Regions from separate parts of the Homo sapiens genome. Here all the other regions are linked to region 1. The links are chromatin loops, found by intact Hi-C in ENCODE. Cell type or tissue: HCT116. All regions are shown on one strand. Region 1 holds the start of LOC105370169 (a long non-coding RNA gene). Region 2 has its middle 13 kb from the start of LHFPL6. Region 3 overlaps COG6 (component of oligomeric golgi complex 6). Region 4 holds the start of LOC107984579 (a long non-coding RNA gene).

Evidence for each region. Peaks named below come from ENCODE experiments on the same cell type or tissue, not always from the same donor. Only the 100,000 strongest peaks of a DNase experiment are listed, where the experiment ranks them.
Region 2: it touches region 1 in a loop (11-fold over the local background); 84 of 110 quality-filtered maps call a loop at or near these places.
Region 3: a loop joins it to region 1, with 19 times the contacts of the local background. A loop is called at or near these places in 41 of 110 quality-filtered maps.
Region 4: it touches region 1 in a loop (9-fold over the local background); 46 of 110 quality-filtered maps call a loop at or near these places.

What each region holds. Positions count from the first base shown.
Region 1 is chr13:39,048,359-39,053,358 of GRCh38, forward strand. NHLRC3 (NHL repeat containing 3) reads left to right here. Exons shown (of 7, transcript NM_001012754.4): 7 at 1-1,751. LOC105370169 (a long non-coding RNA gene) reads left to right here and starts at 4,714. Exons shown (of 5, transcript NR_187783.1): 1 at 4,714-4,970. In HCT116, a CTCF peak has its summit at 2,941; a DNase peak (open chromatin) is centred at 2,953.
Region 2 is chr13:39,613,372-39,618,371 of GRCh38, forward strand. No RefSeq gene overlaps it. Among named protein-coding and RNA genes, the nearest start is that of LHFPL6, 13 kb to the left of the region's middle. In HCT116, a CTCF peak has its summit at 2,914 (motif pointing left); a DNase peak (open chromatin) is centred at 2,860.
Region 3 is chr13:39,673,692-39,678,691 of GRCh38, forward strand. It overlaps COG6 (component of oligomeric golgi complex 6), which reads left to right. Exons shown (of 19, transcript NM_020751.3): 5 at 3,777-3,888. Among named protein-coding and RNA genes, the nearest start is that of MIR4305, 12 kb to the left of the region's middle. In HCT116, a CTCF peak has its summit at 2,783 (motif pointing left); a DNase peak (open chromatin) is centred at 2,820.
Region 4 is chr13:39,260,133-39,265,132 of GRCh38, forward strand. LOC107984579 (a long non-coding RNA gene) reads right to left here and starts at 1,031. Exons shown (of 3, transcript XR_001749843.1): 1 at 6-1,031. RefSeq lists a silencer at 3,066-3,115. In HCT116, a CTCF peak has its summit at 3,018 (motif pointing left); a DNase peak (open chromatin) is centred at 3,009; H3K27me3 peaks cover 227 bases.

The sequences.
Region 1 (5,000 bases):
TTGAGTACCCACAGAGTGCTGTGTCTTGACGACTTAAAAATGAAAAAGCAGGATTGCCTTTTGAGTAGCTTGCAGTCTAGTGGGGAGACAAGCAGGCAAACAGTCACAACACAGCAAAAGCGACCTTGGAGCATAGTGGGACTTTTGGAGTAGGAGTGCTGCATTTGACTGAGGGAATCATGGATACTTCGCAGGAGAAGTGAATTTGAGCTCAGACTTGAAAACTGAGGAGGAGCTTACCAAGGGACAAGGAGGAGAAAACAATAATTTCCAAGTAAAGAAGGTATAAAAAGTTAGAAGTGTACTGTAAACTTTGATAGGCTTTTAGGCCTTTTTTAAAGCCCAACTTGGCTTCTGTCCATTACCTATAAGATATTTAATGTCAGTCAGCCTTTAAATGTAGGAATAAAATGGCTGGCATCTAAGCACTTTAGTAAAAGAGGTTTTTACAAATAACTAAGGATTGTAGAGCTTCCTTCTCTTTTTTTTTCTTTTTCTTTCTTTTGTTTTACATGAACTCAACTTATTCCTAACATTTGTCTACCTCAAAGAAATTTCAAGATTATTTAGATAACATGGATATGTGCCAAATCCTTTGAGCTGTTAAGATGATAATTTCCTGCTTTCCTCCTACATCTTCTCCTCCCACTCCCTCCTTTGGTGTGAATATTGGCTTCCCAATTAAGACCTTTTTTTTTTTTTTTCCAGTTTGTTTTAGCTTATTATAGGTTTTGGAGGAACTTTGCCATTTTGTAATCTTTCAAATCATTCTTCACCCTTCCTCACATCAGCTTCCTGCTTTTCCCAGTGTTTTACTGTAAATTGTGTAGCATATGACAAATCTTGAGCTGACTTTCCTCTTCACCTGTTATGGCTGGAGTATTTTCCAGACCTGAAGGGACTCACACTTGTTTTGATACTTGGATCACATCTCCGTGAGGTTAGGAAGGTAAATCTACCAACAGGAAGCCCTGTACTCTGTATTCCAAGGCCATTGGTAAATGTGTTGGTGCCACTGATCGGACTGTATGACCTTAAACAAGTCACCTTAGTTTTCAGTGAAATGGGAATATCATTGTCTCCTCTTTCATGAATGCTGTGAGAATCAGATGTGCAACAGGTACAGACTTGCCCTTTGAAATCTATACCTCTGGATACATTAGAGGCATTTTATTAACAAAGGCCCTTCTAAATGTGCTATTTATTTGACAATAACTATCAGATTTGCCTTAATTTTGTGTTTATAGCATTTATCAAAACGTATCCTCATAGACTTTATGCAGATTAATATGGTCAATTGATTTGGATAAAAGAAAGTAATTTCAGGGTTTGTTTTTAAGCCAGGACAAGAAGTGCAAATGCCTCTTTGAAGCAATTTAGGCTAAACTGATTTTGAAATTTCAAAATGTTTTATTTTACTTTGTTTTATTAAGCCAGGACAAGAAGTGCAAATGCCTCTTTGAAGCAATTCAGGCTAGGTAAACCGATTTTGCCATTTCAAAACGTTTTATTTTACTTTGTTTTATATCAGAGTCTTATAAAACCTGCTGCAAATATTTCTGAATGTCTTTGTAAAAGTGTTTGTTAGTGTACCTGTGATTATAGTACTTCACTTTTTTCCTTTGGATTAATTGGTTAAATGAATGAGAAATGTGTTATGTTTTTTACTAAAAAGTATAAATTAAAATTTTGGAAAGAAAAGGCAATATTATCTGGCTCCCCAATTAAAGTTTGATTTTATTGTCACAAAAGCAGTCTATAACTTTTTATTCCTTTAAAGAATTTCAGCAATTATGAAATCACAAGTTGATGCTGAAAGAATATCCCACTTTTCACACATATAGCGTGTAAGCTGATGTGCATAAATATGACTAGAAGTTGCTTAGAACATTTAAAGAATGTAGCTTGTTTTGAGGTGGTGGGAGGGTACAACTGACAGTAATAACTAGCTAATTGTCTACATTTCTGCATTAAAAGTGGAACATCTTTATACTTCTACTTTTTAGGTCTATTCTTGGAGTGGGGAGGGGAGAAAGTGTTCTAAATTAGAAAACCAAAGGCTATAGATTTAGCTCTATCTTTCCCTACCTGTACCATCAGATTGGGTCTTTCAAGTGGAATATTTATCGATCAGAGAAAACTTGGATGAAATCTGATGGTGAACAGAGATTTACCACGAATTTTTTTTTTTTTTTTTTTTTTTGAGACAGAGTCTCGCTTGGTCGCCCAGGCTGGAGCGCAGGAGTCTCGCTCGCTCGGTCGACCAGGCTGGAGTGCAGTGGCGCCATCTCGGCTCACTGCAAGCCCCGCCTCCCGGGTTCATGCCATTCTCCTGCCTCAGCCTCCCGAGTAGCTGGGACTACAGGCGCCCGTCACCACACCCGGCTAATTTTTTTTTTTTTGTATTTTTAGCGGAAATGGGGTTTCACCGTGTTAGCCAGGATGGTCTTGATCTCCTGACCTCGTGATACGCCCGCCTCCGCCTCCCAAAGTGCTAGGACTTTGTTCTTAGGTCACTTAACAGATTAAAAGACTGCTTCAAGCAATGTAGTGTAAGGCTACGGCAATAAAGTCCTATTTTGTTTTGCCTTTGCTGTTTTTAAGCACTTTTGCATTTGAAAACAGGACAGATTGGATAGTCAGCATTAAAATGGAAACTCAAATTTTTGCTTTTTAGGCTTACCAAAATAAATGAGAGTTTTTAAAAGTCCTAAATTTATTACTTTAATTTGTTGTATTCTCTGCTATATATTTTCAGCAACAATAAAAAATCAAAATAATCATCTTTATTGATTCAGTAAAAAGTTTTGAGACAACAAACATATAAAAGCACTCAGTCAAGTGTCCTCTGCTCTAATAGTTCCCTACCTGGTTGGGAAAACAAGCTACTTAAACCTTGTCTTTTAGTAGTTTTAGGAGATACCATTTTTGGCACTTGTGTTATGTTACATTCTTGATACACAAGAGGTCAGTAGCGTTCTGCTTATAAGCATTTCTTGAAATCAAACATGGGCTAAACTTCATACTTTGGTTGTTTTTTTTTTTAATTGAAGCTACAGTGTTCACCATACTTTCATTGTTTTTCTTTTTTCTGCCACTTGCTTACATCTTAAGGAAATTGCTTTATGGGTGAAACATTTTCCAAGCATTGTTGGAAATTTTTTACTGGTTAATTGGACTTGTCCACAATTAAAAAAAAAGTTTAAACCTTTTCAGTAATTCAGACTAACAGCCAGAAGTGAATTAACTTATTTTAAATGAAGGTGAAACTATAATCTGAATGTGTGAGTTTAGTACAATAGAGAATGAATTTGTATTAGTGGGGAATCATTCTTTTTTCTCCCTAGTAGTTGTTTTTTGTTGTCGTTGTTGCTGTTGTATAAAAAAAAAAAACAATTTCACCTTGTGGTTGCTACTTTACAAATAAGAAAAATAAGTTTTTTATAAAGACTCTTAGGTCATTTCTTCATCAGCTACTCTGGAATCCATGAGTTTATAAATTAATCCTCTAAACGCTAAATGACATGTAGATGCTCCTTTGGTGTATAAGAATTGAATAGAATTTGAGCAATGAAAAATAACACTACTTAAAACTTATTTTTTCCATTGTAAACAATGAAGTAATATGACTTAATTCTGCTTCTATGTAATTCATAAATAAAAAACTCACTGTAACATTAAAACAAGCATGTCCTACATGAGTTACATTTAAATAAATTAATTTTAATTTAAATTAATTTAATAGATTAATTTGCGTGAGTCACAACAAATTGATATTATAAACTTGCTTCTCAATTTTCAGCCGCTTTATCAAAGGAAGAAAATTTTAGTTGCATGGTGCAGATTCTCAGATTTGTTCCTAGTGAGAATTAGTTACTGTAATATGTGTTAGAAATTTTTTTTTACAATACGACATTTATATACAAATTGTCACAATCACCAGTTAAATGTTTTTATAACATTTTTCTTCACAGTGTGTATAAAGAAGTATTTAAATATTTTGATGCTTCCTGTATTGAACTGAAATACTTATTTTTACTTAACTAAAGGGATGAAGGAACTAACTATATGTACGTTTGTTTTTAATCAACATTAATTGAGGTAAATGTATTCAGTTTTGTGTGGAGCGTATGGGGGTTACGTTTGTGCAGTCTGTGTGCATATGTGTAAATATAAATGTGCATCTAAAGGGCATTATGCCCAACTAGGTCAGAAGAACTGGATCAAGACAGTTGAAACAACATGGCTAAACGTTAAGTCCTCATCGGAGGACACCTGGTTTGGCAACAAATTATTTGAAAAAGTTTTGGAAAGTTTGTTGGCCAAAAATATTACAAGCCTTGTTAAGAAAAATGTTGCAATCTTAGACAACATTGAAGTGTAGATTTAATGGCAGTTTAATCGACAAGATAGTCTATATATCTAGTAAATAGCTCCGTGGTGTTGTTTCCTTTGGCTACTACATTTTAAGGGGGCATCCTATAAACTGTTTAACCCAAAAGCAGTGTGATGGTTAATATTGAGTGTCAGCTTGGTTGGATTGAAGGATGCAAAGTATTGTTCCTGGGTGTGTCTGTGAGAGGGTTGCCGAAGGAGATTAACATTTGAATCAATGGACTGTGAGAGGCAGCCCCACCCTCAATCTGAGTGGGCACCATCTAATCAGCTGCCAGCGTGGCTAGAATAAAAGCAAGCAGAGGAACGTGGAAGGATGAGACTGGCTGAGTCTTCTGGTCTTCATCTTTCTCCCATGCTGGATGCTTCCTGCCCTTGAACATTGGACTGCAAGTTCTTTAGCTTTTGGACGTTTGGACTTACACCAGTGGTTTGCCAGGGGCTCTCAGACCTTCTGCCACAGACTGAAGGCTGCACTTTCAGCTTCCCTACTTTTGAGGTTTTGGAACTCGGACTGGCTTTCTTGCTCCGCAGCTTGCAGGTGGCCTGTTATGGGACTTTACCTTGTGGATCATGTGAGTCAGTACTCCTTAAACTCCCTTTCA
Region 2 (5,000 bases), 570 kb after region 1:
TCTGAATACCGTCACATTGGGAGTTAGGTCTCAATGTTTGAATGTTGTGAGGGTTATAAACATTCAGCCTATAGCAATGATTTACATAAAGTTTGTGGAATGAGACTGATAAAGTAATTACCAATAGCCAGTCAGGTTGGTATCAGAAAATTTCTTGCTGTAGTATGTTAGCTACGTGAGATAAACTTTTTGAAGATTAAACAAACCACAGCAGGGATATAGGTGAATGAATGCACCATTGTGCCACTGATTAACTTTTCTCCCATTTCTTATTCATATACTACTTAGATAAAATAATACTCTTTAATTTTTTTAAAGCCATAATAATAATTCCATTACACTAATCAGTACTAATCAGTGCTGGAGAACGATGAACAATCTGATGTCAGGCATCCAAATGTACTAAATTCATCCAAACCATCAGTTTTAAATCATTTATTTCCCTACCCAGGTTCTTCATAATTTCTATTCTGCCATCTTAGAAGTTATTTAGTTAAAAACAGTTCAATACATTCAAATCTACAGTAAATGTCTGACAATCTCTTTTAAGATGAATTATAGGGGACAATTGGTTTGCCAGGAGCATGCTAAGGTCAAGACCCTAAACATAACATAGTACAATGAACATAATTCCAATTGCTTTTTTCTGTTTAATATTAAAAAGAAAAGATTTTTTTGTCTACGTGCTTTTTTCAGATTTTCTTCAAGTGTTGACATGTAATAAACTTAAGTAGAAGCATCAGAAATAGCATAATGATTTGCTGCTACCAAGACAGGATTGATCTGAATTTGATTTAGCCATAGAAATACCTCCTGTGAGAGGAAGGCCAGGTGTAGTTTAGAGGAGGCAGATTTGGGCATTGCCACTCCCTGGTTTTCTTATCTCAGGTAAGTTACTTAGTGATATGGTTTGGCTGTGTCCCCACCCAAATCTCATCTTGATTTGTAACTCCCACAATTCCCATGCGTTGTAGGAAGAATCTGGTGGGAGGTGATTGAATTATGGGGGTGGGTCTTTCCTGTGCTGTTCTTGTGATAGTGAATGAGTCTCATGAGACCTGGTGCTTTAAAAACAAGAATTTACCTGCACAAGCTCTCTCTTTGCCTGCTGCCATTCATGTAAGACATGACTTGTTCCTCCTTGTCTCCCGCCATGTTTGTGAGGCTTCCCCAGCCACATGGAACTATAAGTCCAATTAAACCTCTTTCTTTGTAAATTGCCCAGTCTCAGGTATGTCTTTATCAGCAGTGTGAAAAGGGACTAATACACTTAGCCTGTGTCTAAAACTCAATATGCTCATGGGCAAGGTAGAGATAATAATCTCTGCCCATAGAGTTATTCTAAAGACTAAATAAGATAATATATGTAAAATACTTAAAGCCATGCCTGACATGTAGCAACTGCTCAATAAATGGTGGCTATTATTGTATCAATAATAAGTTTTCTCTTTTATTATTCTAGGATCAGTTAGCAAGAAATAATCCAACACAGTCAAACTTACAATAAATGTCTGACTTACCCTTTTAAGATAAATTGTTATATGAAACTAATATGAACCTTCTTTTAAAAACATGATTATTCAACATGCAATCTATTATGTTTTCCACAGTTTATTTTCAAAGAAAAGACAAATTCTGACCAAGTTTTTCATAGAAATAAAAACATCAAACAGTACCCTAATTTTGATGTATTGATCAGCTTACTATCTTGAACAAAATGGTGGCCAATAAAGACTTCTCAATGGACATGATGTCTGATACTTTGATACATTTTAATGAAAATCAAACAATGGAGAAGTGATAGAAATATATGTTTACTCTGAGCTCAAGAAATCTGAGAGAGGGCTGGTCACGGTGGCTCACACCTGTAATCCCAGCACTTTGGGAGGCCGAGGTGTATGGATCACCTGAGGTCAGGAGTTCAGGACCAGCCTGGCCAACATGGTGAAACCCCATCTCTACTAAAAATACAAACAAAATTAGCCTGGCGTGATGGCAGGCACCTGTAATCCCAGCTACTTGGGAGGCTGAGGCAGGAGAATCACCTGAACCTGGGAGGTGGAGGTTGCAGTGAGCCGAGATCGCGTGATTGCACTCCAGCCTGGGCGACAAGAGCAAGACTCTGTCTCAAAAATAAAAAATAAAACATAAAAAAGAATTCTGAGAGAAAAGCCTCCAAAAGTGAGATTTTTCTTGCTCTAATCAAGTCCAACTCTAACTTTGTTTTCTTTCTGCCTCCCTATTTCTGAGCCTATCTTGACAATCCAGTTTAGCAGCCACCTTAGCAGAGACAAAGAAAATACTGGACTCAACAATTTGAGGCCCAGATGGTCCTACTAAGTAACTTTAAGATGTGAAAGCACTTTGGGTTCCATAGAGTACTTTGGGTTCATTAGTACAATCTTGAAATCCTTCTTAAATAACATTAACTCATACATGCAATCAATAGCCCTAACTGATTTATATCAATTCTAACTAACAATTATTTTTGAAAATGAGTTTTGTGGATAGAATACAAAACATACTGTCTCAAAAGTATCCGTGACCTTCTAATTCTTCATATTGTTGTCCATATTTATCATTGCAAGAATAGAGATACATCTGAGTATCAAATGTTTAAGAAAGTCTACTGACAAAACAATAAATTAAATGGAATACTTACCCATGTTTCCACTAAAATAGTCTATATCAGACTTTAGAATTGATATAGAAACCCCCACACAGTGTTTACTTTGATCAGTTTGCAGAAACTGAATAAATATTATGTTTCTTATTTAAATTTTAAAATATCTTCCAGGGAAGAATTTAAATGATAGGTATAGAATGTTGCTTCTTCAGTCTACAGCAAGAGCTTAGTATTTAGGCAAAGACCCCGTGAGGGAGAAGCTACACGGCCGTTACTCAATAGCGACATCTGCTGTTATCACAGGAGTATGCTTTCCCATATTAGGAAGCTCTGCTCTTTGGCAATGGGGTAGCTGGAATGACAGTCAACTCTCAGGCATAAAGAGGCTTATTCTCTAATTTGTGGGTTTTCTCGGTCTTTAGTGACTCTTCATTCCCCCACCTGCACTCTGCCTATTGTCTGAAAGGTTAATCTTAGCTTTCTTACCAGAAGTTAAGTAAGCAGAGAATAAAAACTGAACCTCATATCAATCAATATTGTTCCTGTTATTCGATGGTTTAAAATATACTGTTTCCTGGCCGGGCATGGTGGCTCATGCCCGTAATCCCAGCACTTTGAGAGGCCAAGGTGGGTGGATCACCTGAGGTCAGGAGTTCGAGACCTGACTGACTAACATGATGAAACCCCGTCTCTACTAAAAATACAAAAATTAGCGGGGTGTGGTGGTGGGCACCTGTAATCCCAGCTACTCAGGAAGCTGAGGCAGGAGAATTGCTTGAACCCAGGAGGCGGAGTTTGCAGTGAGCCAAGATCGTGCCATTGCACTCCAGCCTGGGCCACAAGAGTGAAACTCTATCTCAAAAAAAAAAAAAAAAAAAAAATACTGTTTCCTTACAGAAGAATTCCAAATAATATAGGTATATATTTCCCCATCTCCCACTCCACCAAAGAGGTGGAATTTATCCCCCTAACCCTTGAAGATAGACTCCACTGAATGACTCACTTACAAAGACTAGAGTATGGAAAGGGAAAAATAGTAACTTTTCGGTGGAGAAGGCTGGCAGATGCTACCTTAACCCAGTGACTCAGGTGAGCATTGCCAATAATGTCATATGGACACCAACTACACCTGATATTATATGAAAAAAGGGCACTTCAGCATCATGGTTTTCCTTCCAAAATCCCATGACTCCAACAGACCAACCCGGATTGGGGGCTGTCCTACAAAATACCTGACCAGAACTCCTCAAAACTGTCAAAATCATGAAAATCAAGGAATGACTTAGAAACTGTTGCAGAGCAGAGGAGACTACAGAGACCTGAGGATTAAATGCAGCATAGTATTCTGCATGGGATCCTGGAGCTGAAAAAGGACATTAGGAGAAAAACTGGGATATCAGTTTGGTGAAAGTATAGGATTTAGTTAATAGTCCTGTATCAATGTTGGTTTTTTTCATTTGGACATATTTACCATTGTATAACAATGATAACATTAGGGGAAACTAAAACTGAGTGAGGGGTGTATGGGAACTCTTCGTATTATCTTTGCAAATTTTCCGTAAATTTCCAAGTATTCCAAGATACAATTTAAAAAATATATGTATATTAAGAACTTGCTCTATGTCTTTCTCTGTGCTGGACATTCTTGTGGATAACACTTCACTTCTTTTTTTTTTTTTTTTTTTTAATAGAGATTGGGCATCCCTATGTTGCCCAGGTCTCAAACTTCTGGCCTCAAGAGATTCTCCCTCCTCAGCCTCCCAAAGTGCTGGATTATAGGCATGAGCCAATATGCCCACCTACACCTCACATTGATGGACATGGCACAGATTAGAATGTGTTTTCAGATATTTTTTTCTCATGTAAACTTCCACAACAGCCATGTGAGGCAGGCCAGATGGGATTATTTCCATCTAGAGATGAAAAAACAAACTCAGAGAAGTTTTATCCGGCTAAAAGTCATACAAGGAGTTAAATGCAAAGCCAGAACTCACCCACAGGACTTGGCATCATCTTCAAAATGTTTTCTACTCCTCACAACAAGTTTCTTATCTTTAAATTCTAATAAAGAAGAGAGAGGAGGAAGATGGAGGATCGGAGACAGGGCTAACGTGCAGCTCCCATTTGGAAAGACAGAACATGTGGAGACTCACGCCATGGACTTTTGCTCCAGGAACCACCACAGAAAAGTACCAGGAAAACCAAAACAATTCACAGATCCTTTGAAAGAAGTAGCAGGCCACTGCAAATTCCATGAGACAGGTGAAAAGCTGTGAGTTCCCAAAGTGTGAGAGGAGGGGCAAACCTGCCTCCAAACACACATCCCCACTGGGGAACCTGAAAATCCAGATTGTGGGAGAAGGATTTAACCTTA
Region 3 (5,000 bases), 630 kb after region 1:
AATATAAATCTATTGTATAAAATTTAAGGAAAACTAAAATCATATATAACTCTACCACTCAGATAGAACCACAATTAATATTTTGGTATATTTCCTTCCAGAGTGAGTATGTGTGTGTATTGTTAATATTTTACTTTTTTCCCTTAATATTTTATGTTCATTTTCCTATGATTTTTTATATCAAGAGGATCATTTTTGGAAGTGTCCTGAAATATAATGCCTAAATTTTTCTCAAAAAAGATTATCACAATTTCTACTTCCATTCTGTCTATTTTATTAAACCCTTATCAGCATTAGATATCATCTTTAAAAACTTTGCCAATGTAGATGAAAAATATTATCACACCATTTTATTTTTTATTTTTATTTTTAATTTTTTTTAAATTATACTTTAAGTTCTAGGGTACATGTGTACAACGTGCAGGTTTGTTACATATGTATACACGTGCCATGTTGGTGTGCTGCACCCATTAACTCGTCATTTACATTAGGTATATCTCCAAATGCTATCCCTCCCCCCTCCCCCTACCCCACGACAGGCCCCGGTATCACACCATTTAATTTACATATCATCGAATAGTGATGAATCGACATGTTTCTCATTTTGTTTTGCCATTTATATTTCTTTACTTTTTTTGTTTTGGTTTATATCTTATGTCCATTTAAAAAATTATTTCGAAATTATTTGGTGTAGGTGAACCTAGAGGTAGAATTAAGATACGACAGAGATAAGTTTTCAAGAAAAAGAAAAGTACCACAGGATTCATAAATCATGTTCTGGGCTGATTTGAAGGAATCATGAAAATTAAGTAGTCCGTTTATTTTAAATACTTAGGCAGTATACGACTGGACATACTGAAAATTGATGTACATGTGTTTATATACAGTAATTCCCAACCTTGTCTATGGTTTTGCTTTGTGTGGTTTCCATTACTTATGGTCAACTGCAGTCTGAAAGTAATAAATGGAGAATTTCAGAAATAAGCAATTTGTAAGCTTTAAATTATGTACCATTTTGAGTAGCATGATGAAATCTCAAGTGGTTGGCTCCCACTTTGGTGGGACATCAGTCATCCCTTTTTCTAATGTGTGATGCTATATACACCACCACTCAGTAGTCACTTAGTAGCCGTCTCAGTTATCAGATTGAAAAACAGTACGTGTAGGATTTGGTACCGTCAGCAGTTTCAGGCATCCACTGGAGGGTCTTGGACTATATCCCCCGAGGATAAGGGGGGACCATTGTAATTACTTCTTAAAAATAAGTGGGGATTCCTATACATACTTTCTCGCAACTTTTTATACCTATAAAATGCCTTATGGATCATTTTGTTAGTACATATAGATCTACCTCAGTTTGATCTATTATGTATTTTTCCATAGTGTATATTTCACATATTATTATTTATTTATATAATATACAGTGATTGCACAAACATAATCTTAAATACGCTAGAAGTTATAATTTATATGTTATGTTAATATTTATCTCCTATACTTTTTACTTAGACATTGAAAGCCCTCTAAAAGTTCCATATGTTGATGTAAAGTAAGGACAAGGTCTGTGTCATAAGTGCCTTTTATCACACTCGTCTCTGGCATAGGCCTTATACATTGTGAGTCTCCAATAATGTTATTTGAATGAGTGAATATTCCCAAACCAAATCACTGGACCATCTAACAATAACTTCCTGTCAGAATGGTTGTGAAAATTTACCTGGAAAGAATACATGTGGTAAAACTAGAGTAATATGATAATAAAAAATATATTAGAATTTATTGTCACTACTTTTAAAGTTACCATCTTGATATATTAAACTCTTGTTTTAGTACTGTGCCCATTATAAAAATATTTTTGCACCATCTCTTTTGTAGCTATATATAGAGCCTGTGTTTCTGTCTTTATCTCATGATTGATTTTTAGATCCACATTATTTGGAATGAATTGTAATGATTAAGGGGTATGATCAAGGTGGGTAGCATTTGTTTTGGTTACAACAAAATGAAACTATAAACTAAAGAGACAAATTTTCCTTTGTGCCTAATAAATTGATTCTAAAGATAGATCCAAAAAAGCTCCCAAAAACATTTTATTTCACATGGTTAATTTGCATAGTCTCAAGGAATTTGATGAAATTTTATAATTACTTTAAATTCTTAATGATAATGACTGGAACTTTTAAAAATATAAAACAAAACCTGTTAAGGTAACTCTTTAAGCTTTTAAAAATTCATTTTTAATTTATAATTGACATATAATGATTATATATATTTATGGGGTACAATGTAATGTTTCAAGGTAATTACCATATCTATCACTTTAAACATTTATCATTTCTTTGTGGTGACAATATTCAAACTCTTCGCTATCTTGAAATACCACTGCATTGTTATTTGCTGTAGTCACCCTAGTTTGTAATAGAACAGTAGAACTTACTCTTCCTAACTGTAACTTTGTACTCGTTGACCAATCTCTTCCTGTCCCCTTCTCCCCACTATCTTCCCCAACCTCTGATAACCATGATCTCTCACCATACATAAAAATAAACTCTAAATGGATTAAAGAGTAAACTATACGACCCCAAGTTGTATAACTACCAGAAAAAAAATAGGAGAATTGTTTCATGAAATTGGACTGGGCAAGAATTTTTTGAATAAGACCTCAAAAGCACAGGCAACAAAGCAAAAATAAGATAAATATTAAGATAACTTTTAGATATCAATAATAAGATGATTAAGAACATGACATTTAAATCTGTGTATATTCAATTAGGTGATTTATCATTTGAAATAAACAGATCTTTGCTGCCACCTGGAGGATTTTTGCTTGTAAATTTCTTTATTCAGTAGGAGCATTAGCATTCAACTTTGAATTTAAAACCTCCATCCCAAAGGTGCAAATAAAACAGAGGTGGCAGATGCATTGTACCATCTATACAAATAGTGTTTATGTTTATCTTTGTTCATTCTTATTTGAATTTTGTTTAATTGTGGAATATTACTATTCTCTGAATATTGCTAGTGAAATACTTTTATAACTTTATTTATATATTTTCAGTTCTGAGATACAGAAACCAGGAATGTTGAGTTTCTGTTCAAGTAGTTTGTGTTCCTAACTTGCCTGTGGGTATTGATTCTTCTCAGTCCCATAGGTCCTTGAGTGTGCCTTTTTCCGTCAGCTAGTTTAGATAGGTTGCACTCATATAATTTAAAAGGTTGTTTTTATTACTATATTTTGTAGAAAAAGTGGGGAAGACCAAAGTGGATAAGTGACTAGCAATTTATGGAGAATTAATAAAGGAGTTCTTCTATAACATAAAATAAACTAATAAATTTGATTTTTGATATGTACGTCATGTGAAAACTTAAAAGGCTTAGGAATTGTTTTAGTGACTGAAAAGAAATTGGTTGAAAACAGGAACATATTTCTCTCTTATAAAAGCATCTAGCAAACTGCAAGGTGAACTATTTAAGTACTTGTAAGTGGCTGCAAATTTGTAATGCAGGGACCATGCATGGACTTATTTGTTCTTTTGCGTAATGATCAACTCCATTTATTGTGTGCAAGTATCTGAAATAGAACAATATTAGCTAATTTTATCACCTACATGTCTGATAAAATTCTAATATTTGAGGCAGAAACAAGACTTTTGAAAATATTGAGAACTTTTCATACCTTTGTTTTAAAAATTTATTATGTCTGAGATAGAATTTGTTTTAAAGCTATGCAACTGTGTAAGATGCTTGATTTTTATTGCTTGTTTTGAAAATTACAGCCAAAAATTAGAGATAAGAGCTCAAGTTGCAGATGCCTTCTTATCCAAGTTCCAACTGACTTCTGATGAAATGAGTCTTCTCCGAGGTACAAGAGAAGGACCCATTACTGAGGTATCCTGGCTTTCTGTTATAATCATTTAAAGTTTAGTAGTTACAGATATTAGAGAGAAATTGCTTTTTTGAAGCTTTATTTTCCCATTAAAAAAAGTTTCATCTGAGAATATTTTTATGTTTGGAAATTTAAGATGTGTATTTTAATTATATTTTTCAAAGTAATACATGTACTTTTTAAAAAGAGTCAAAGTTATAAAAAGAAAATCTATGTCACCTATTTTACTCTTCCTCACCTCTAGGTCTTTTGTCAACCATTTTCAATGTTATTAATTGCTTCTTTTGTAAATTCTATATTCTAGATCTATAGTTAAAAAGAATATGCTTTGATTATCTATGTTAACTATTTTCTATTGATTCTCTATTGTGAAATGTGAGGATTTAGCCTTCTACCCACTCTGTCTCCTCCCCCAACACAGATAGTACACACATATGTTCTCTTTATCTCCTTCATACATCATAGTACAGTTAGACCACATTTTCTATTTTCTTTTCCTTTTTTTTTGAGACAGGGTCTCGCTCTGTCAACCTGGCTGGAGTGCAGTAGCACGAACACAGCTCACTGCAGCCTCAACCTCCCAGGCTCAAGTGATCCTCTCATCTCAGCCTCCCAGGTAGCTAGGGTATCCAGGCATGCACCACCACTCCTGGCTGATTTTTTAATTTTAATTTTTAGTAGAGATAGGATCTCACTGTGTTGCCCAGGCTGGTCTTAAACTCCTGAGCTCAAGCGATGTGCCTACCTCGGCCTCCCAAAGTGCTGGGACTATAGGTCTGAGCCATAGTACCTACCCACACATTTTTCATTTTCATTACAGTGACATTACAGTGATTGCATGTTCTTTCTTTTATAACTTTGTGTCTTTCCTTGGGTTAGAAATCACTTGTTTTTTCATCTAATTAATTTTTTAAGCTATTCCATTTTTTCCAAACTGGCTGACAGAATTATATAACCTCTCAAAATGTTAAATAACAAGAAAAAGTTTCGTTTCTTTTTTTTTCCTTGAAGACATTCAATTTTTCCAGAAAGGAATCTTTTGGTCTTCTCGCTGGGAAGAACTGTAAACTTAAGCCTATCGTCATCATTGTGGGATCAGAGGGCAAGAAGGGTT
Region 4 (5,000 bases), 210 kb after region 1:
CTCACATTTGGCTCAGAATAAATCTCTTCAAATATTATCAGAGTTTGACTCTTTTCATCGACAATCCTTAGCTTCAAGATGTCAATTCTTGGTATTTGATTGAAATTCCTAATTAAGGAAAGACACATTCATTTCAGGACTTAATTCTTAGCTGAATGCCACCTTCCAGCAGACATTAAAGAGAAAGCTCTTAAAACTCTATAATACTGAGAAAAGTACTAGCAGAGATGAAGTGGTTACCTCAGATTCTGAAAATATTTTCTATTTAAGATACATTTTAAACTTCTTAGAAAATATGAATCACCAGATTTCTACATATTGCTATTGTTTATCAAGGCATCTGGAGAGGACTTTGTTAAAATCTTCTGCTTCCCTTAGTATTGTTAATATTAATTGAAACTTTTTGCAATAAAGTGCCAGTCATGAATATGTATTAGATGAATGTATACATGTCAATGGAACTCTGTTAGAAATGCACTTTTTTTCATTCATTGCCTGCTTTGGATGTTGTATAAAACAGTTTTCTGGGCTGATTATATGCAACATATACTGAGTTGATGAAATTGATTGGTATTTGCTCTTTTTCACAAGGAACTTATTTCAGCTAGCTAGTGAGGGTAAAACTATATGTATCTTTGCAAAACCATCCACATTTACCCTTTGAAACAGATTGTCTCAAGGATTCTGACTCCATCTAAGAATATATCCATATATTTGGAGCTATGCACCTTGGAATGTGTGACTTTCTGTCCACGCTTTGCTGGGAGAGCCTGATCTGAAGGGAATGTCTTAATGCAAGTGCAGGCTCAGTGATGTGCACTTGGGAGAAGGGAGGGGTCAGTAGAAACTTCTTGACAATGACAAGATGTTGAAATTTAAAAAAAGGATTTAAAACCACCGAAGTGTCTGGCCTCCTCTCTTAGTGAAAGTTGATTACCACAGATGATAATATTTAGTTATATTTTAGTTAAAATACTATTTAATTATTAATAAAATAGTAAGAAATGTGATTAAAATATGCTGGGCTGATAATATATTATTGGTTTCTGTTTCATTAATAATAATTTATAAAAATGGATGAATACATCATCTCAAATGAAGATATCAATTCCTGACACAAGAGGTTTCTTTATTCACCTTTGGCTGCTTCAAGGTTTAATAATAGAAAGCTAAAGAAACCAAGAGGACAGAAGACTTTTATCACCTTCTAAATTTAGGGCTTTGAATGATAAGGACTTTATGTGTCACAACACTAAACAATTTCACCTACAGAGTGCTACAGTGAAATTACCACTTATTTGGGGTCCCCGAGATAGCACATTTCATTTTTACCTTGTTTTATTTTACCTATTTCCTGGGAGCAGGCTTAGTCCTACAAGGGAAATACAAAAGCTCCCTTCACACTATGATATGAGAACTGTAAATAGCCCTGCCTGGGAAAACTGATCTTATCCAGAAAGTTTACTGGGCAGACATCTGTACTGTTACATTAACTATGACTACATAGAAAAGCTCCAGTCTAAAATGTGTAAATACCATCTGACCAAGGCCTTTGGGCCCTCCTCTCTCACTAACACCCTAGGAGACGTTATCCTCCACAGTTAAGATGCTGATTTCCTGATGATGGGATGGGAATGGAAAGAAACATGAAGGCCAATCCGAGGAAGCAGCCCGCAGATGAAGAGAAATCTATTTCCATTAATATTTGCTAGGGCCAGGCTTGCAGGGAAGAAACTGGGTTTTAGTAGTTTCTCTGCTGATCCGTACTCATTATCAGCTGTAACAGACAAAAGATGAAGATGGGAAAAAGAGAAAAAGAAATTTAAAAGATGCAAAGGCAAACCATCAATACTCAACTTTCAAGATACTACAAACCAGAAATTGTGTGAGGAGCTTCTAAGAGCTGCAGTTTCCTCTCTGATTCTGGAGAGAAGAACAGTTCAGGAGAGATCAGAGTATTTTCTCATTTAAAAATGATGTAGCAGTTGCTAACTCTAAAATATTGCTGGGAAGATAATGATGCTCATTTGCCTCAGAACCAGACAAAGTGAGATTGGACTCCAACAGGAGGACCCCACGGATCCTATACTGCTTTAGGTAATATCACAATTCCTATATTCCCTTAAATTTTATTTTATACTTTAAACACAAATGCCATTGAACATCATGTCTATTCAGAGCTCACTATTTTTCTGACTCCTCATCAAGCAGCAGAGTTAATGGATTTTGCAAATCAACTGCATCATATGGCAAAAAGATTCCTGAAGTTAGAACCAGAACTAGGCTTGGTTGATTGGTATTGATTATCTTTGTAACCTTTTGTAATTCATATAAACTCATTGAGTCACACATAATATGGTGAATATCCTTATCCACATTAAGGATTTTTTTTCATGAACATTAAGTTGGACCTGGTATTGAGCAGAATACTTAATAAGTTAAATACATTATGTTATAAAAGTTGGGTCCTCCCTAACTACAATTTAGCCTATAATCAAAGGCGGAACATCAGTCACTGACTCTGTCCTAGAGTGTGGGAAAACACTGGGAACATTATCAATCCATCCAAGTGTCCGAGAATAACAGAAACCCCCGCTTTCAAAAAACTCTTTAGAATGAAAAACGTCACATAGAATCACATCGGCATCTTTGAGGGGAGATTTTTCCTGCATATCCTCTTCTGAACAAATTAAGTAATAAAAAGTAAGGCAGATGGGAAATCAAAACTTCATCTTTATAACTAGAAGTGAAATTGGGAGATCATAGTTTAGTGGGAGAGCCTGGTATAGCTGCTGGCTGAACCCACTAATTAGAAACACTTACCCACCCAATCAAAAGAGCACTGAGGCAGATCTTTTGCCCTTTCACCCTTCATGGGCAGAGCGTGTCCCAGGAGGAGCAGAGCAGAATGCATGTTTCCTGTAAATGGCTTGCTTTCAAGAGAAGGGTAAAACTGGGCTATGTATGCTCAATGTAGTTATCCATAATTAACCAATAGAACAAATCACCACACCACTGCCACCTTGGGGTGAAATGAGTAAATGGCAGACAGAGACCAGGAGTGAGCATATTTTGTCCCACAATCTAGGACAGAGTCAGAGTCATTTAACTGTGTTCCCAGCATAGGAAGGAAACATCAAAAGTAGATTAGGAAACATCCCTCGTAACAATTCTCTTTTTGATCTCTTGACCCCTTGGGCTTAACTCTCAATCCCCCATGGGAAAGGGACCAACAATCCTTCAGGATATTTTTGTTCCCATCTTGAGGCCATTTCCTCAATAAAACCATTGTTCCTTCAACTGACTAGAGTTCATATTTATTTACAGTGTGTTTAGATAAAATTTATATACACTACAAACCACTTTTGTGTTTGTATTCTAAATTTTTTTCTGCAACTAAAACTGTTGCTTTTTAAAGAATATCAACAAATAACATTTCTCTTTTCTGCCCCAATTCTGAGTAAATTGAGAAATAAAACAAATAGTAAGGCAGATGGAAGATCAACACAGAGGTAGCTTAGTGATCGAGTCAAATGGGCTTGCCAGATGAACTCCAGAAGTGGGCACAGTTCCTTGCCCAGCCAGTGCCAATCCTGCAGGGAGAAATCCTGTCCTGGAAGAAATGGAGCAGAATGCCTGCTCCCTGATGGCATTTTATTTCCAAGGGGAAGAGGAGCTGAATTGGGCAATGTCTGCAAAGTCAGTCTCCCCAGGTCGATCAATTAGTACATCTTCTAATCCTACCTTTCATCTTGCCTTGGGGTGAGCAAAGGGGCAGGGATAGTCTAGAAATTATATCAGCTTCCTTCACAGAAAGAAAACAGCAAATACTAGGGAAAAAAGTGCCCCCACCACACTATTTTAATACTGTGTTTATTTAGAAATTTTATATATTTCATTTTTTCTCAAATTCCAGTGGTAATTCATGCTACTTGCAACAAGTAAAACAATATAATACAACACTATATACGGGCAAAGGTCATCACTGCTGTTCCCATGTGCCATTACAGCTCTTCCTAAGATGATCAAACTTGTCAACCTTTCGATGTATGTATCCTTCTAATCATTCTGATTTTTCCTTTTCTAAAATATTTTCTTCATTTTGTTAATAATGCTTCTGCTATCCATGGGTAGCAAACGTATGTTCCTTGATATTCTTGCAAGAAATAACAGTTATTTCCCAGTTTCTGTTGGTCAGAAACTCAGGCACAGTTTAACTGGGTCTCCAACTTCATGAATTGTCACAGGCTACAACCATGCTGTTGGCCTGGGCTACTCCATCTCAAGGCTCAAGTGAGGAAGGACCTACTTTCTTTTTTTTTCTTCTTTTGAGACGGAGTCTCGCTCTGTCACCCAGGCTGGAATGCAGTGGTGCGATCTCGGCTCACTGCAAGCTCCGTCTCCCAGGCTCACGCCATTCTCCTGCCTCAGCCTCCCGAGTAGCTGGGACTACAGGCACCCGCCACCACGCCCGGCTAATTTTTTTGTGTTTTTAGAGACAGGGTTTCACCGTGTTAGCAAGGATGGTCTGGATCTCCTGACCTTGTGATCCGCCGGCCTCGGCCTTCCAAAGTGCTGGGATTACAGGCCTGAGCCACTGCGCCCAGCCAGGAAGGACCTACTTTCAAGCTCACTCAAGTTGTTGCTGGAAAGAAACAGATCTCTGTAGGTTGTTTGTTCCTCCCTGGCTGTTGCCTAGAGCAGCACTCTCTGACCTTTTTAGCACCAGGGACTGGTTTCATGGAAGACGATTTTTCCATGGACCGGGATTGTGGGGCATGGTTTTGGGATGATTTAAGCATGTTACATTAATTGTGCACTTTATTTCTACTATTATTACATTGTAATACATAATGAAATGATTATACAACTCACCATAATGTGGAATCAGTAGGAGCCCTGAGCTTGTTTTCCTGCAATGAGATGGTCCCATCTGGGGGTGATGAGACACAATGACAGATCATCAGGCATTAGATTCTCATAAGGAGCAAACAACCTAG